2 separate regions of the Homo sapiens genome follow, and region 1 is linked to region 2. The links are chromatin loops, found by intact Hi-C in ENCODE. Cell type or tissue: heart right ventricle. All regions are shown on one strand.

The links. A loop is a pair of places that touch in the nucleus more often than their neighbours do. Peaks named below come from ENCODE experiments on the same cell type or tissue, not always from the same donor. Only the 100,000 strongest peaks of a DNase experiment are listed, where the experiment ranks them.
Region 1: a loop joins it to region 2, with 7 times the contacts of the local background. A loop is called at or near these places in 7 of 110 quality-filtered maps.

What each region holds. Positions count from the first base shown.
Region 1 is chr6:13,764,381-13,772,380 of GRCh38, reverse strand. No RefSeq gene overlaps it. Among named protein-coding and RNA genes, the nearest start is that of MCUR1, 46 kb to the left of the region's middle. RefSeq lists enhancers at 2,785-3,285, 4,629-4,688 and a silencer at 7,094-7,193. In heart right ventricle, CTCF peaks have their summits at 2,510 (motif pointing right) and 4,704 (motif pointing right); a DNase peak (open chromatin) is centred at 4,730; H3K4me3 peaks cover 1,007 bases; H3K27ac peaks cover 1,368 bases.
Region 2 is chr6:13,332,273-13,340,272 of GRCh38, reverse strand. No RefSeq gene overlaps it. Among named protein-coding and RNA genes, the nearest start is that of TBC1D7-LOC100130357, 7.7 kb to the right of the region's middle. RefSeq lists a silencer at 2,077-2,186. In heart right ventricle, a CTCF peak has its summit at 3,610 (motif pointing left); a DNase peak (open chromatin) is centred at 3,572; H3K27ac peaks cover 2,236 bases.

The DNA.
Region 1 (8,000 bases), 430 kb before region 2:
CCAGGCAGAGGAGGTGCCGAGAGCGCGCGAGGGCTGTGAGGACTGCCAGCACGCTGTCACCTCTCATTAGGGTTACAGGCGTGAGCCACCAAGCCCAGCTTTCAGTACCCTTCTTTTGTGACAAGATCATTAACTGGGATATTTCATTCTTTTTATTTTCTTTTTTTGAGACGGAGTTTTGCTCTTTCGCCTACGCTAGAGTGCAGTGGCGTGATCTCTGCTCACTGCAACGTCTGCCTTCCGGTTTCAAGCGATTCTCCTGCCTTAGCCTCACAACTAGCTAGGACTACAGGAGCCTGCCACCACGCCTGGCTAATTTTTGTATTTTTAGTAGAGACGGGGTTTCACCATGTTGGCCAGGCTGGTCTCGAACTCCTGACCTGGTGATCCGCCCGCCTCTACCTCCCAAAGTGCTGGGATTACAGGCATGAGCCACCACGTCCGGCCTGGGATATCTCATTCTTAATCATCCAAGTTGACCATCTGCAACACTTCATGAAAAAGTAAAACAAATTTCAGCAACTTTTAAAAACTTCCCCAGAATGTTGGGCTACCCAAATCCTGACCAGGCCCTTGCGAGCATTCACATCTCATCCAAAATCTGCGCTTTATTTGCATAAAACCCTTCTTGCCTGCTCTCAGCTATCAATGGAGTCCAGAAGAGTGTCTCCTACTCTTCTCCAGCAAAGCAGGACTTCAGATCCCAAAAAAGCACAGGAAAAATTGGGACATTTGGAGGGCACACCATCTTTTCACCCCAACTTCTTCTGAGTTAAAAATGTAAGGTATATTTGCCTATTCCGGTGGTGGTGTGTTTCTTTTTTTTTTTTTTTTGAAATGGAGTCTTGCTGTGTCCCAGGCTGGAGTGCAGTGGTATGATCTCAGCTCACTGCAACCTCCACCTCCTGGGTTCAAGCGATTCTCCTGCCCCAGCCTCCAGAGTAGCTGGGATTACAGGCACGCACCAACACACCCGGCTAATTTTTGTATTTTTAGTAGACAGGGGTTTCGCCATGTTGGCCAGGCTGGTCTTGAACTTCTGAGCTCAAGTGATCCGCCCGCCTTGACCTCCCAAAGTGCTGAGATTATAGGCTTGAGCCACCTCACCTGGCCGATGGTGTGTTTCTGTGTCTATGAGACAGTGCCACCAGAATAGGCCAATCCGTAGAGATAAAAAGTAGATTTATGGTTGCCTGGAACTGGAGGACTTCGGGTGAAATAGAGGGTGACTGCTAATCAGGTAGGATTTGTTTCTGAGGTGATGAAACTGTTCTAAAATCAATCATAGTGATAGTTGTACAGCTCAGTAAATATACTAAAAACCATTAAATTGCACATTTTGAATGGGTAAATTGTGTGTTGAAATATGTCTCAATAAAGCTGACATTAAAAAAGTACAACTTCAGAAAGTGCACCATTCTTTTAAAAAAGAAAAAGCAAGTAGTAACGCTAAAAGGAACCTCCGAAATCATCTATCCGTCTACATCTTCAATATACAGATGAAGAACCCAAGCCAGAGAATGTTGTGCTTCATTGCAGAGCTCACAGATGGTGGCTGGAAGGCCCAGCCTGGGGTCCAAATGACGCCGTGGTGGGTCCCCTTCCATGACTCCTGACTCCTCTCCCTTAGAAGAAAATGCTTTGGTTGCTGTTAAAACCCAAATCACTTTTTATTAGGATTTACTAGGCTGGGCGCAATGGCTTATGCCTGTAATCCCAGCACTTTGCCAGGCCAAGGCAGGTGGATCACCTGAGGTCAGGAGTTCGAGACCAATCTGGCCAAGGTGGGCAAACCCCGTCTCTACTAAAAATACAAAAAATTAGCCAGTGTGTGGTGGCAGGCACCTGTAATCCCAGCTACTCGGGAGGCTGAGGCAGGAGAAGTGCTTGAACCTGGGAGGTGGAGGTTGCAGTGAGCTGAGATTTCGCCATTGTACTCCAGCCTGAGCAACAAGAGCAAAACTTCGTCTAAAAAAAAAAAAAAAAAAGGAAAAAAAGGATTTAGTGATGACGAAGTGAAACAATCTAGTCATCATCCCTACGTTTAAAATGATCAACAAGGGGCAAAGTCTACTTCTGATCAGCACAAGGAGAGAAACTGAGATCATAGTTTATAGCCTGGGCAGCAGAGCCAGACTCCATCTCTAAAAAAAAAAATTTTTTTTTTTTAATTAGCCAGGCATGGTGGCGCATGCCTGTGGTCCCAGCTACTCAGGAGGCTGAGGCAGGAGAATCATTTGAAACTGGGTGCTGGGGGCTGCAGTGAGCCGAGATTGCGCCACCGCACTCCTGCCTGCGCAACAAAGCCAGACCCTGTCTCAAAAATAAAAATAATAATAAAATGCAATCATCCGTTTATGAGCGTATGCCCAGCTGCACTGTGGTTCCTAAGGCAGGGCAGGGCCTGCTCACTGCCCCCTGCAGCGGGTGCGGGCTGGCGGTCGCGCGTGGCGGGCAGGGGCTCCCTGTCCACAGGGAGGCTTCTTCCAGGGAACGAGTCCGCATGGAGCCAGAAGGGGGCGCCACCAACAGCTTCGTGGCCCCAGGCGGGAGGTTCAGCGCTTGGACCCGGGGACCCCAAGACACCCGCGCCAGAGGAGAGCCCTGGCGACCTCCTCCCTGCTCCCCCAAACTCCGGACAGACCCAGGCCCAGGCAGGCAAGACGGGTGTGCTCAGAACCCCGCGATTGAGGCGGCCTCCTGGCCTCTCCGCGGGCTTCCTGTCGCAGGCCCGGCCCTCTCAGGCCGCTGGGCCAGGTCGTTCAGGGAGTTGTTGGGTGGCCGCAGGACCCTAGGCTGAGACTCCGGAGCGTGGAGGTTCTGGTCCGGGCCCCACAAAATCTCCGCGAAGCTCAGGTACCTCATCGGTGAACTAAGGACGGCGAGCCCAGCGATTCCGCCGTCCTCTGAGCCCCGCAACTCTGATCCCAAGGCGCGTCCAGCCTGGAGCTCGGGGCACACAGGCCCCGGGACTAGCATCCAGGAGCGCTAACACTGAAGCGCACAAAGACGGGGCCCTCCGTGAGCAAATTCGCATCGCCCCACGGCCGTCATAAGCCACCGAGGCCAGGCGCGGGGACTCGCGCCGGTAACCCAAACCCTGGAGGCCAAGGCGGGACGATTGCGAGCCATGGTGGCGCACGCCTGTGGTTGCAGCTACTCAGGAGGCTGAGGCAGTAGGGAGAGGATCCCTTGAACGCAGGAGGCGGAGCCATGATCGCGCCACTGTACTCCAGCGACAGAGTGAGACCGTGTCGAAAGAAAGAACGAGAGAGAGAGAGAGAGAGAGAGAGAGAGAGAGAGGGAGGGAGGGAGGGAGGGAGGGAGGGAGGGAGGGAGGGAGGGAGACCAAAAAGGGCAATCTTTTTCCTTTTTTTTTTTTTTTTAATATAACTCATTCTCATTCACTCTCAACATTGCCCTGAATCTCCATCTTTTTTTTTTTTCTTCTTTCTTTTTTGAGACAGTTCTCCTGTAGTTCCGGCTGGAGTGCAATGGGGCAATCAAGGCCCACTGCATCCTCAACCTCCTGGGCTTAAGCAGTCCTCCTGCCTCGGCCTCTCAGCTGAGTAGCTGGGATCATAGGAACACACCTAAGCTAATTTTTAAAATTATTTTTAGTAGAAACAAGGTCTTGCTATGTTGCACCAGGCTGGTCTCAAACTCCTGGGCTTAAGCAGTCCTCCCGCCTCGGCCTCCCAAAGTGCTGAGATTACAGGCATGAGCCACTGTGCCCGGCCAATCTTCATTTTTTATCAAAACTGACTTCCTCTGAGAAGGTGTCTGGACCCATCCATTCTTCTCTGTGCTTACCCCTGCTAACATGAACTCCTTGTTAGCTAACATGGACTCCTCCTCCTCAGGACTCCTTGCCTTGTGTCCTGGCAAGGAGTGTGCCCTCCAGAGCCAGGCTGCCTTGGTTTGAACCCTGTATGACGGTGGGCAGATGACTTAACCTCTCAGTGCCTCAGTCTCCTCCTCAGTGAAATAGGGGTAATAGTAATACCTATCTCATGTGGTCCTTAGGAGGATGAAATTAGTTTATATAGGCTGGGCGTGGTGGCTCATGCCTGTAATCCTAGCACACTGGAAGGCCAAGGCGGGCAGATCACCTGAGGTCAGGAGTTTGAGACCAGCCTGGCCGACATGGTGAAACACGTCTCTACTAAGAATACAAAAATGAGCCAGATGTGGTGGTGGGCACCTGTAGTCCTAGCTACTCAGGAGGCTGAGGCACCAGAATCACTTGAAACTGGGAGGTAGAGGTTGCAGTGAGCCAAGATCGGGCCACTGCACTCCAGCCTGGGCAACAGAGCAAGACTCTGTCTCAAAAAAAAAAAAAAAAAGAAAAGAAAAGAAAAGAAATTAGTTTATATAATTAAACCTCATCAGAAGGACTGTCCTCTTACTGGTGTCCCTTCCTAGTACTAAAATAGTGCTCCACTTACTATCTGCTTCCCTTAGCAATCAGTTTCAAGTTAGCACAAAGCCCTTTGCAGTATTTTTTAACAAGGATGTTCTGCTCTTATTTTAAACTCTTGATCCTCACTGGAGAGAAAGTTGTCCCCTTCCTGTTTGCCTCATTTCTCCAAAGCCTTTTGTCATGTTTCCCGAGTGTCCTTTAGCTGTGGCCACCCTCGGACCATGGGACTTTCCCGGTTCTGGGCTTCAGATTACGGTTTAAAATTAGCCACATGACTGTCAGAGGGGGGCACCAGAGGAGGCAGGAAACGTGGTGGGAGAGATGAAGCAGACCTGCGTCGGAGGCAGCGGTGTAGCGGAACAGAGACACGAGCCCCCGCAAACGTTGGCATCCACGGAGGGAGCACGGAGCCTTGGGATCCCCAAGGTTATAACAATCCTGACTTTATGCCATGTTATATGTTTTTGGGCAAGGTCTGCTGCTGCTACAATTCAAGCTGCATTGACAACTGGAATCTTCCGGATTGTTTCTTTTGTGATTATAAAGTGTCTTTGGAGTAGCGTGATGTGGGTGGATGCAGTTTATAGAACTACTTGGACCAATCAGCCTCCTCCTCAAAGGAACACTGGCTTTCCACTCTTCCAGTGTTGGTCTTGCATTTTGGGGAAGAGGAGAAGAGAAAGGACGTCATTTGATTTAAGGACATAAAGAAATACCAGAGCCTGGGGCCGGCCCAGAAAAGACTTAAGCAGGAGTGATTTGTCTTGTATGCATCCTCCCTCCTCTCTCCCGACCTTTTCCTCATTCCATGGTATCCCTTCTTTTGTCTGATGCCCACTGCCCGCCTGTAGTCTTAGTACCCTAACTCACCAAAACCCTCTACTTTCCAGAAAGGGACAAATCTCACCATTGATGGCTTCATTATAAAAGTGGGATTTAACAACAGAGACCTGGATTCAAATCCTAGCATGGGCCGGCTACAGTGGCTCATGCCTCTAATTCCAGCACTTTGGGAGGCTGAGGTGGGAGGATCACTTGAGGTCAGGAGTTCCAGACCAGCCTGGCCAACATGGTGAAACCCCGTCTCTACTAAAAATACATAAAATTAGCCAGGTGCGGTGGTGTGCACCTGTAGTCCCAGCTACTTAGGTGTCTGAAGCAGAAGAATCGCTTGAACCCAGGAGGCCGAGGTTGCAGTGAGCTGAGATCGTGCCACTGCACTGCAGCCTGGGTGACAGCGCAAGACTCTGTCTTAAAAAAAAAAAAAAAATCCTAGCGCATCTGCTTCCTAGTTGTCTGAACTAATCTCTCCTGTGTAAAAGTAGGGATTATAATGCTTACTGTATCTGGTAGCGTGCTTTCAGCGGCAACTAACGGAAAAGCCAACTCAAATGAGTTTAACCAAAAAGGAAATGTATTGGCCTATGTAACTGGAAGTTCACAGATGGGACAGGCTGATTGAACCCTGGTGTCAAGGACCTAGGTTCTTTCTGCATCTCTGCTTTCCATCCTCAGTGTCAGCTGCCTTTTAAGCCTGGCTCCCTTCATAGTCAGAATGGCTGCCACAAAGACACAGGGCCACTCCCTTAACCACAAACTAATAACTGACATCAAGGGAATGCTATGTGCTGATTGGCTTGAGCCTAGATTCCTAAGTCAATCACGAGTAAGAAATAAAAATGAAATTCCAAGCCCCTAACTGACTGAACAGACCCCTTCTTGGCCAAGGGAATCTTGCAAGCTGAATTCACGGCCATGAGGGGATGGGAGATTGGACACGCCTCATTATACCCCCTACCTCTATAACAGCTATTAGGTTTTCTTCCCTCAGGGCTAAACAGAAACCAGCCCTTTCAAAAGACTACTAGTTTATCTTTCCAGGTACAGAACAAAGACACCTTCACCCCTCCTCAGACATCTTCTTCCTCTATTCCCTTTTTCTTCAAATGTTCACCTTATCTTAGGAAAAATGAGCACCAACTAAAGTCTCACAAGTATGTAATCATTTGTCTCATGCCCTGCCCCACTTTCTTCAGGAAAATGTATAAATGCTAAACCTCCTGAGACCCTCTTTGGAAAAAACAGCCACAGATGCTTCTGTGACTCGCATTTTTCCTGGGCACTCCCTTTAAGCTGCCTTGCTAAACCGCAATGATTCGAGACTTATTCCTCCATCACTCATTTTCGTTGTCACTAGCAAGGAGGGATAGGATTACCGTGACTGGTACAGACACCTGTGGTTCCCAAACATGAGCACGCATCAGAATAACCTGAAGGATGTATCAGACCCCACAGATGATGGCCTCAGCTGGAGTTGTTTTTTTTGTTTTTTTTGTTTTTTTTTTTTTTTTTGAGGCGGAGTCTTGCTCTGTCGCCCAGGCTGGAGTGCAGTGGCATGATCTTGGCTCACTGTAACCTCCGCCTCCCAGGTTCAAGCCATTCTCCTGCCTCAGCCTCCAGAGTAGCTGGGATTACAGGCGCCTGCCACCATGCCTGGCTTTTTTAATTTTATTTTTATTTTATTTTTATTTTTTTTAGTAGAGATGGGGTTTCACCATGTTAGCCAGGATGGTCTCGATCTCCTGCACTTGTGATCCGCCTGCCTCAGCCTCCCAAAGTCCTGGGATTACAGGCATGAGTCACCACGCCCAGCTGGCCCGAGTTTTGAATTCAGTAGGTCCAGAGAAGGGCCCGAGAATTTGCCTAACAAGTTCTCAGGTGACAATGATGCTACCACACTTTGAGAGCTACTAGCATAAACTAATCAGGGGAACCTGTAGACTGGGGTCAGTTCCTCAAATGGCACAGCGAGGAAGCAGTAAAATTGATGTTGGAGAGTTAATTGTGAGCTTCAAAACCTTGTAGCAGGCTGGGCACAGTGGCTCACGCCTGTAATCCCAGCACATTGGGAGGCCGAGGCAGGCGGATCACTTGAGGTCAGGGGTTCAAGACCAGCCTGGCCAACATGGTGAAACCCTGGCTCTACTAAAAATACAGAAAAATTTAGCCGGGTGTGGTGGCACACACCTGTAATCCCAGCTACTCAGGAGGCTGAGGCAGGAGAATCACTTGAACTCGGGAGGCGGAGGTTGCAGTGAGCTGAGATTGCGCCACTGCACTCTAGCCTGGGCAACAGAGCAAGACTCCATCTCAAAAAAAAAACAAAGAAAAGAAAAAAAACAGGCCGGGTGCGGTGGCTCACGCCTGTAATCCCAGCACTTTGGGAGGCCGAGGCAGGCGGATCACAAGGTCAGAAATTCGAGACCAGCCTTGCCAACATGGTGAAACCCTGTCTCTACTAAAAATACAAAAATTAGCTGGGCATGGTGGCACACACCTGTACTGAGGCAGGAGAATTGCTTGAACCCAGGAGGCAGAGGTTGCAGTGAGCTGAGATCGTGCCACTGCACTTCAGCCTGGGTGACAGAGCAAGGCTATGTCTTGGAAAAACAAAACAAAACAACAACGAAAAACCTTGTAGCATAAATACGGGATTGTTTCAGTTGCATATTGCTGTGTAACAAAATACCCCCAAACTTAGTGACTTAAAATAGCAATTTTTTACTATTTCTGATGA
Region 2 (8,000 bases):
CTTCAACCCTCTCATCCCAGCCCTTCTTATGCGCAGTGAGAGAAGAGGCCTTCCCACCCCAACAGCCCCTCAGGTCATCAAACCATCGGCCGTGGATTAGCAATCAAAGTAATCATAGGTGCTTTATGGGTTTATTTATTTTAATCCTCATGATAACCTTGTGAGGCAAGTAGTGCCAATATGCCCATTCTACAGAAAAGACAAATGAGGCATTGAGAAGTTAGTATTTTGCTTAACTAGCACATTGAGGAGGTGGAATGTGTCTGTGCCCTGTTGCCAAAATGCAGTTTTATGTCATGAAAATGACAATGACTAATTTGGAGGGAGCTAAGTCTGACTTGAACTTGAATTAAGCATTGGTTTTGAGCTGAATTGTGAAGGGATAGAAGTCAAAATGTGATTTTCCAAAGTGAACAGTCCTTAATCAGTCTTAATAGGCTCCAATGGGAACCAAATCAGAACAGCCTGACATCATCCCGGGCTTCGTGTCCACACCCCCAAGACTGGCTGGTGTGCAGGGTCTCAGGTTCCTATTTTTATTCCAGTTGTACCACCTCCTGGCATTATCTGAGCAATGGCTTCCCATTGCTCTGAAATCCCCCATGTATGCATTAGCGAGTTAATTCTTTCTCATATTCTACTACCTCTCACAGTCTGAATGCATTCTTCTCTAACCCTTATGTAACCACCTACTGTGCACACAAAAGCGCTGGATCTCCGCATGGTTTTCTGGATTCACTCACGTCTCTTTCAGTAGATCACAAGCTCCTTGAGGGTGGGGGCGTGAGTTCCCAGTGCTTGGCATGTAGGGACTCAAATGTTTGCTGAAGAAGGAATGTCCAGAGCCCCCTCCAGTCCCCTCTATCCTTCTTATCAAATCAAGCTCTCTGGAGAGGATCTGGTAAACTCATACCAAATGATCCATTTGGTTGAATGTATTACTCCTTCCTTTGGCTTTTTAATAGTGGAGAGAGCCTTAAGCCAAGGAAATGGTATTAAATACAGAGGAGGGGCAGGGAAGAAAGATTTGGGGCAACTGGGTAAGACTGCCTGGCAAATCATATTATATAGTTGGACATCTCCTTTATCTCTGTGCACTAAGGAAGTACTCCAGAGTCAAAACCGAGCCAGTCATTTTTCAGTTTATATCTTCAGAGAAAGCGCGCGCCTGCACATGAACAAACAATGCTGCTTCCCCTGACTCCTTCACTCTAACAAACTCTCCCTCCCATTTTAAAATTTTTCATTTGCCGTGACAAGTTCCTTTATTGTTTTGATTTTTGTTTTTCCCTAAGACATGCTACTTCTCCTAAAAGAACTTTTTTTCTTCTTATTCCTAAATTGTGACTTTTTTTTGTTTCTTTGAGACAGGGTGTCACTCTGTTGCCCAAGTTGGAGTGCAATGGCACAACCACAGCTTATTGCAGCCTTGGCCTCCTGGGCTCAAGCAATCCTCCCATCTCAGCCTCCTGAATAGCTGGGACCACAGGTGTGCGCCACCATGCCCAGGCAATTTTTTGTATTTTTTGTAGAGACTGGGTTTCTCTATGTTGCCCAGGCTGGTCTTGAACTCCTGAGCTCAAGTAATCTGCCTGCCTTGGCTTCCCAAATGCTGGGATTACAGGTGTGAGCCACCTCACCCCACCCTCAATGGCGACTTCTGACTTGCAGCTTGTTGAAAATCAAGTATTGATTTGTATGAGTGAATGGAATAAATCAATGTGGAAGCCTGGCCTAGTACAGGGACTTCAGGATCATTTGCTGTATCAAATGTGTATGCAAAAGGTGCAGCAGTCATATCTAAGAGCAGGGTTTTGTTTTGGTTTTCTTTTAGAAAAAGTATTCCTTATTCCATTTGCTTCTTTTTAATTTTGTGCTTTTCCTGTACTCATCGCAGTGACGTAGCCCAAGTCCTCCCGCGAGAGTTGTCAAGACTGTCCCTCCTCAAGTTCCTCTTCTCCCATTCCTCCCTCTCTGCCACTTTCTCCCTCTTTATTGTATTTTAATCTTGACAATCAGTGAAGCTGTTGGAGGATTTAGAGGAGCAACCCTCCATGTCTTAATAATTGTGCTGGGTTTCGTTTCCCCTGTGAAAGGAACTATCTAAAATCCTCTAGACTTTTACATGTGTGTTATAAACTCAACTGCAGTGCTTCTTGAGCAATCCTGTGGGCAAGGAACTAGCCACAAGTTACTAGAAAAACCAAATGAAAAAGACATATAAAATACAAGCTCATAATGAGATTCAACAGACATAAAATGAATCTGTCAAACTGCTATCAAAGTATCTAAATGCTCTCGATTTCTGTACTTATCTCACAGGCCCCTGACCAACAGCTCATGGACAGCACCAGAGAGGGGACCGCACTTGAAAGAGCACTGCTCCAGCAAAGTATGTTGTTCACGCCTTACAGTGTTTTGGTTTAAAAGAAGAGATGAAGACTGGGTGCAGTGGCTCGTGACTGTAATCCCAGCACTTTGGGAGGCTGAGGCGGGTGGATCACCTGAGGTCAGGAGTTCAAGACAAGCCTGGCCAACATGGTGAAACTCTGTCTCTACTAAAAATACAAAAATTAGCTGGGCATGGTGGCGGGCAGCTGTAATCCCAGCTACTCAGGAGGCTGAGACAGGAGAATAACTTGAACCTGGGAGGCAGAGGTTGCAGTCAGCCAAGATTGCACCATTGCAATCCAGCCTGGGCGACAGAGCGAGGATCTGTCTCAAAAAAAAAAAAAAAAAGAAGAGATGAAAACACGCATAAATTCTTCACCTTTCCCCAAAATCTAAATAAGCTAACAAAAACTCTCTGTGCACCAGAGAGCATGTGTGCACGTATACACACTCGAATAACAAAACTTTGTAGACAGGTAATACAGTGGAAGGGTTAATTAAACCAATGGACTCAGGAGCCAGATAGCAACCATTTATAAGTTGCTTCCACTTAAACTCATTTACAATAAAATGTGGATGGTAATAATAATGCCAGATTCTTAAGACAATTAAATGGCATAATATGCATGCAGCTCTTAGAAGAATAGGCACTCAATGCCTTTAATTCTTCTTCTTTTTTTTTTTTCTGGAGACAAGTCTCGCTCTGTCACCCAGGCTGGAGTGCAGTGGCACCATGTCAGCTCACTGCAACCTCCGCCTCCTGGGTTCAAGCAATTCTCCTGCCTCAGCCTCCTGAGCAGCTGGGACTACAGGCATACGCCGCTATGCCCGGCGAATTTTTTGCATTTTTAGTAGAGACGGGGTTTCACCGTGTTGCCCAGGTTGATCTCGAACTCCTGACCTCAGACAATCCGCCCGCCTCGGCCTCCCAAAGTGCTAGGATTACAGGCGTGAGCCACCGTGCTAGGCCTATTATTATTCTTTTTGCTTCGTGGAATAAGGCGATCCCTGTTGCTTTGCTCAGTATTTCCATCTGGAAGGTGTAGATGAAACTGCGGTTTACTTGGCAAGCCAGGGCCAGTCGTCTCTTCCCCAGCATCTGGAAACATCTACCGTCAGTGGGTGGAGGCAGAATCCCAAACCTCATAAAGGAATGAAGTTTCCCTTAACTCGGTGTGAGGAGTATCCCAACCGTCTACTGCTGCTGCCCTCTGCTGCTGCCATTGAGAATTACACCAAGCCGAGTTTCTGCCACAAGACCAGCAAAATCTAACCTCATCTGGGGGGAATTAGCAATATAGGTTGAGTATCCCGTATCTAAAATGCTTGCGACAAAGTGTGTCTTGGATTTGGGATTTTTTAAGATTTTGGATTATTTGTGTATACACAGTGAGTTATCTTGGGGATGAGACCCAAGTCTAAACATGAAATTCATTTATGTTTCATATACACCTTGTCCACATAGCCTGAAGGTAATTTTATATAATATTTTAAATAATTTTGTGCATGAAACAAAGTTTTGGCTATGTTTTGACTGCAACCCATTGCATGAGGTCAGGTGTAATATTTTCCACTGGTGACATCATGTCAGTGCTCAAAAAGTTTTGGATTTTGTAGCATTTCAGATTTCCAATTTTCAGATTAGGGGTGCTCAACCTGTATGGACTTTGTTTAGGATTTCATTGAATATCCCAGAATTCATTTTTCACAGTGACTTTAACATAATAGCACTGCATTTTTATAATCTATAACTATTTCTGGACATTTTCATGGAATATTTTTTATTTTCCTTTAAAAAAAATTCTATTATTATTTTACAGACAGTCTTGTTTTGTCACCCAGGCTGAAGTGTTAGTGGCACAAGCATAGCTCACTGTAACCTGGAACTCCTGGGCTCAAGCAATCCTCCTGCCTCAGCCTCCCAAGCAGCTGGGACTACAGCCATGTAACCAACCACCATACCCAGCTAAATTTTTTATTTTTTGTAGAGACAGAGTCTCTGTTGTTCAGGCTGATCTCAAACTCCTGGCTTCAAGTGATCCTCCCACCTTGGCCTCCCAAAGCATGCTGGGATGAGCCACTATGCCTGGACATCAAACGTTGCTCTATGTTACCTCAAGCAGGCTTCTGAACATGGCCAATTCTCTCCTTTTTTTTTTTTTTTTTTTGAGACGGAGTCTCGCTCTGTCGCCCAGGCTGGAATGCAGTGGCGCGATCTCTGCTCACTGCAAGCTCCGCCTCCCAGGTTCACACCATTCTCCTGCCTCAGACTCCCAAGTAGCTGGGACTACAGGCACCCGCCACCACGCCCGGCTAATTTTTTGTATTTTTAGTAGAAACAGGGTTTCACCATTTTAGCCGGGATGGTCTCGATCTCCTGACCTTGTGATCCGCCCGCCTTGGCCTCCCAAAGTGCTGGGATAACAGGCATGAGCCACCGCGCCCGGCATGGCCAATTCTCAAAGCTACTCTTCTCTGACTTTCTCATTTTGGTTTTCTGTACCCCAGTTTCCCAGAGACTTAAGGCCCCCAGTAGCTGTGACCTCTCTTTTTTCAAGTCCTCTCAGTGGCTCAAACCAACCCCTCCCACCCTCTGCAAAAGCTTTTAGCACCTCGAGAGAGGCACTCCTGCCTCCAAGCCTCTCCCTTTTACAGGTCATGGAAATCCATTGTTCAAAGGCTCTCTCTGCTCTGAGTCATCTCTCCACAGCCCATGCTTGGCCCACGCTCCTTGGGCCTCCTGCAACCCACCCTGCCAGCTCCAAGCCTTATCTCTCATGACCCCAACACAGCTGCCAGGCTGGCTCCCATCATCCACATACACATTGTCATTTCCTGCCTTTGCGTTTTAGTGATTGCTCTTTCTTGTGTTGAAAAGGCACTCTTTTCTATAAAAATTATTCACTGCACAGCTCAAATGCTATTTCCTATATAGTGCCTTCTCTAAACACTCCAGGGAGTACCTTAACTTCTATGACATTTCTTGTGTCTTACCTGGGTTGCGCTTATCAAATGCATTGTTACTTGGGCATATTTCTTCTTAAAATTTTTTCTACTATCATATGACCCAGCAATCCACTACTGGGTATATATCCACAGAAATGGAAACCAGTATGCTGAAGAGCTGTCTGCACTCCTATCTCCATTGCAGCATTAATTACAATAGCCAATGCATGAAACAACTCAAGTGTACAGCAAGAGATTAATGGATAAACATCTACTGTCAGTTGGTGGAGGCACAATCCCAACCACTGTTTAGGAATGAAGTTTTCCTAAGCTCACAGTGTGAGAAATATCCCAATCATGGGTATATTCATGGGTAAAGAAAATGTGGTACATATATGTACAGCCTTTAAAAAGAAGGAAATCCTGCCATTTGCAGTAACATGGATAAACCTGGAGGACTTATTATGTTGAGTGAAATAAGCCAGGCCCAGAAAGAGAAATATTGCATGATCTCATTTATATGTGGAATCTCAAAACATTGAACTAATAGAAGCAGTGAGCAGAATGGAGGTTATTAGGGGCTGGGGTGGGTAGGTGTTAGAGAGATGTTGGTCAAAGGGTAAAAAATTTTAGACAGCAGGAATAAGTTTAAGAGTTCTATTGTCCATAATGGTGACTAAAGTTAATAACAATGTATTGTGTTCCTGAATTTAATGTAATACTTTTAAAAACTTAAATGAAATAGAAACATTTCTTCAGAGACCTAAACTACCAAATCTTTTTTTTTTTTTTTTTTTTTTTGAGATGGAGTTTTGCTCTCGTCGCCCAGGCTGGAGGGCAATGGTGCCATCTCAGCTCACTGCAACCTCCGTCTCCCGGGTTCAAGCAATTCTCCCACCTCAGCCTCCTGAGTAGCTGGGATTACAGGCAACTGCCACCATGCCTGGCTAACTTTTTAAATTTTTAGTATAGACGGGGTTTCACCATGTTGGCCAGGCTGGTCTCGAACTCCTGATCTCAAGTGATCCAACAACCTCGGCCTCCCAAAATGCTAGGATTACAAGCGTGAGCCACCGCGCCCAGCCCTAAACTACCAAATCTTAATAAAGAAGAAACAGATCTCCTGAATAGCCTCTATCTATTGAAGAAATTGCATGTAAAGTTTAAAACCTTCTCACAAAGAAAACTCTAGACCCAGATAGTTTCATTGGTGTATTCTACCAAACATTCAAGGAAGAGACAATACCAATCTATACATACCGTTCCACAATACAGAAGAGAAGGGAATACGGAAACTGTTCACTTTCTACCAGTTCCATCGCCCTCCTTCTCCTCTTGCCTCCACCTCCATGATTGGGAGTTCCTGTGCATGTGTACAGGTACCCCAGACCGCAGGCCCATGCTTCAGGCACAGCCCCTGCAAACAACCACCACACCCCCAGGGCCAAGGGGTGAGCCCACCAGTGGCTTTGAAAATGGGAAGCTTACCTGGTGCTGTTCCATTCTTCCAAAGCTCAACACCCCACAAGAATCCACCTGCTCTCGGTTACACTAAAACACCTGCAAGTACTTGTTTTTTATATTTCGTCCAGATTTGATCATTGTTATCTTTAGAAGAGTGACCTGTTTTTTGCATCACAGAATCTAACTTGGTTGTGAGATGCCCTTGTCACCAGCCTGGTTGTTCTATTCCCAAGATGGCACACAACAGAAATACATATTGCTTCTCAAGGTAAACCCCTCACCTTTGAGAAGTGTGTGTTTTGCTGGCTATTTCTGAGATCTGTAGCTTTGGACCTCTCTCTCGTTCTCTGCCTTTTCCTACACGTGCCCTGCTTGGTTTCCACTGCTTTTGGAAACTTCTCCACCTACTTGACATATTATTTTCTAGTTTCACTGAAAATAGAGTTTGCTTTTCTACCCCGCTGACTGTACCTACTGTTTTGACACTAGAACTATCAAAGATTCATGCAAAAGAGAAGACAGGGCCGAGGTCAGACAAGTATCAGTGGTTAACGGAATCATTATTTGTTAAATGACCCCATACGCACTAGGAAACCTATGGCTGTAGCCAGAGGTTTCTATATACCAGGACAGTATTGGAAGTCTATAATCACATGTACGTAAGACATATGCCACCCGTTTTGACAGGTGAACCAATGTCTCCTCTCTGTAACAGCATATTTCTGGGGTACAGTTATGCATGCTCAGGAAGGGCCATGAAAACACACCACTGTGTTAAGTGATACAGGTATAAGCTTGGGTTTACTAGAGGAAAAACATACAAGCAGAAAGTAGTAGAGTGCATGCCATCCCTGGAATCGAATTATCCCTCAGCTTAGACCAGGCATAGAGGTTTACATGCGCTGTGACCAACATTCCAATAAAGACTGATCTCCATGCCCTTAATATTGTAAATATTTACAGTGATGAGGTGGTTCTGCCTATCTGACTGAGTTAACACAGACCTGCTGAGCCAGTTTTCTGCCAAATTACCACAATGAAGAAGAAATGAGTGTCCAGGACCATCCAGGTTTGTCTCTCTTCAGATGTTTTGGAGATGTGGTTTGACCCATGAACTATCTGAATGTATATGTTCACCAATTATGCTGTGATGGGATTTTTACTACATTCACTTTAATGGCTTCTCAACATGAAGACAG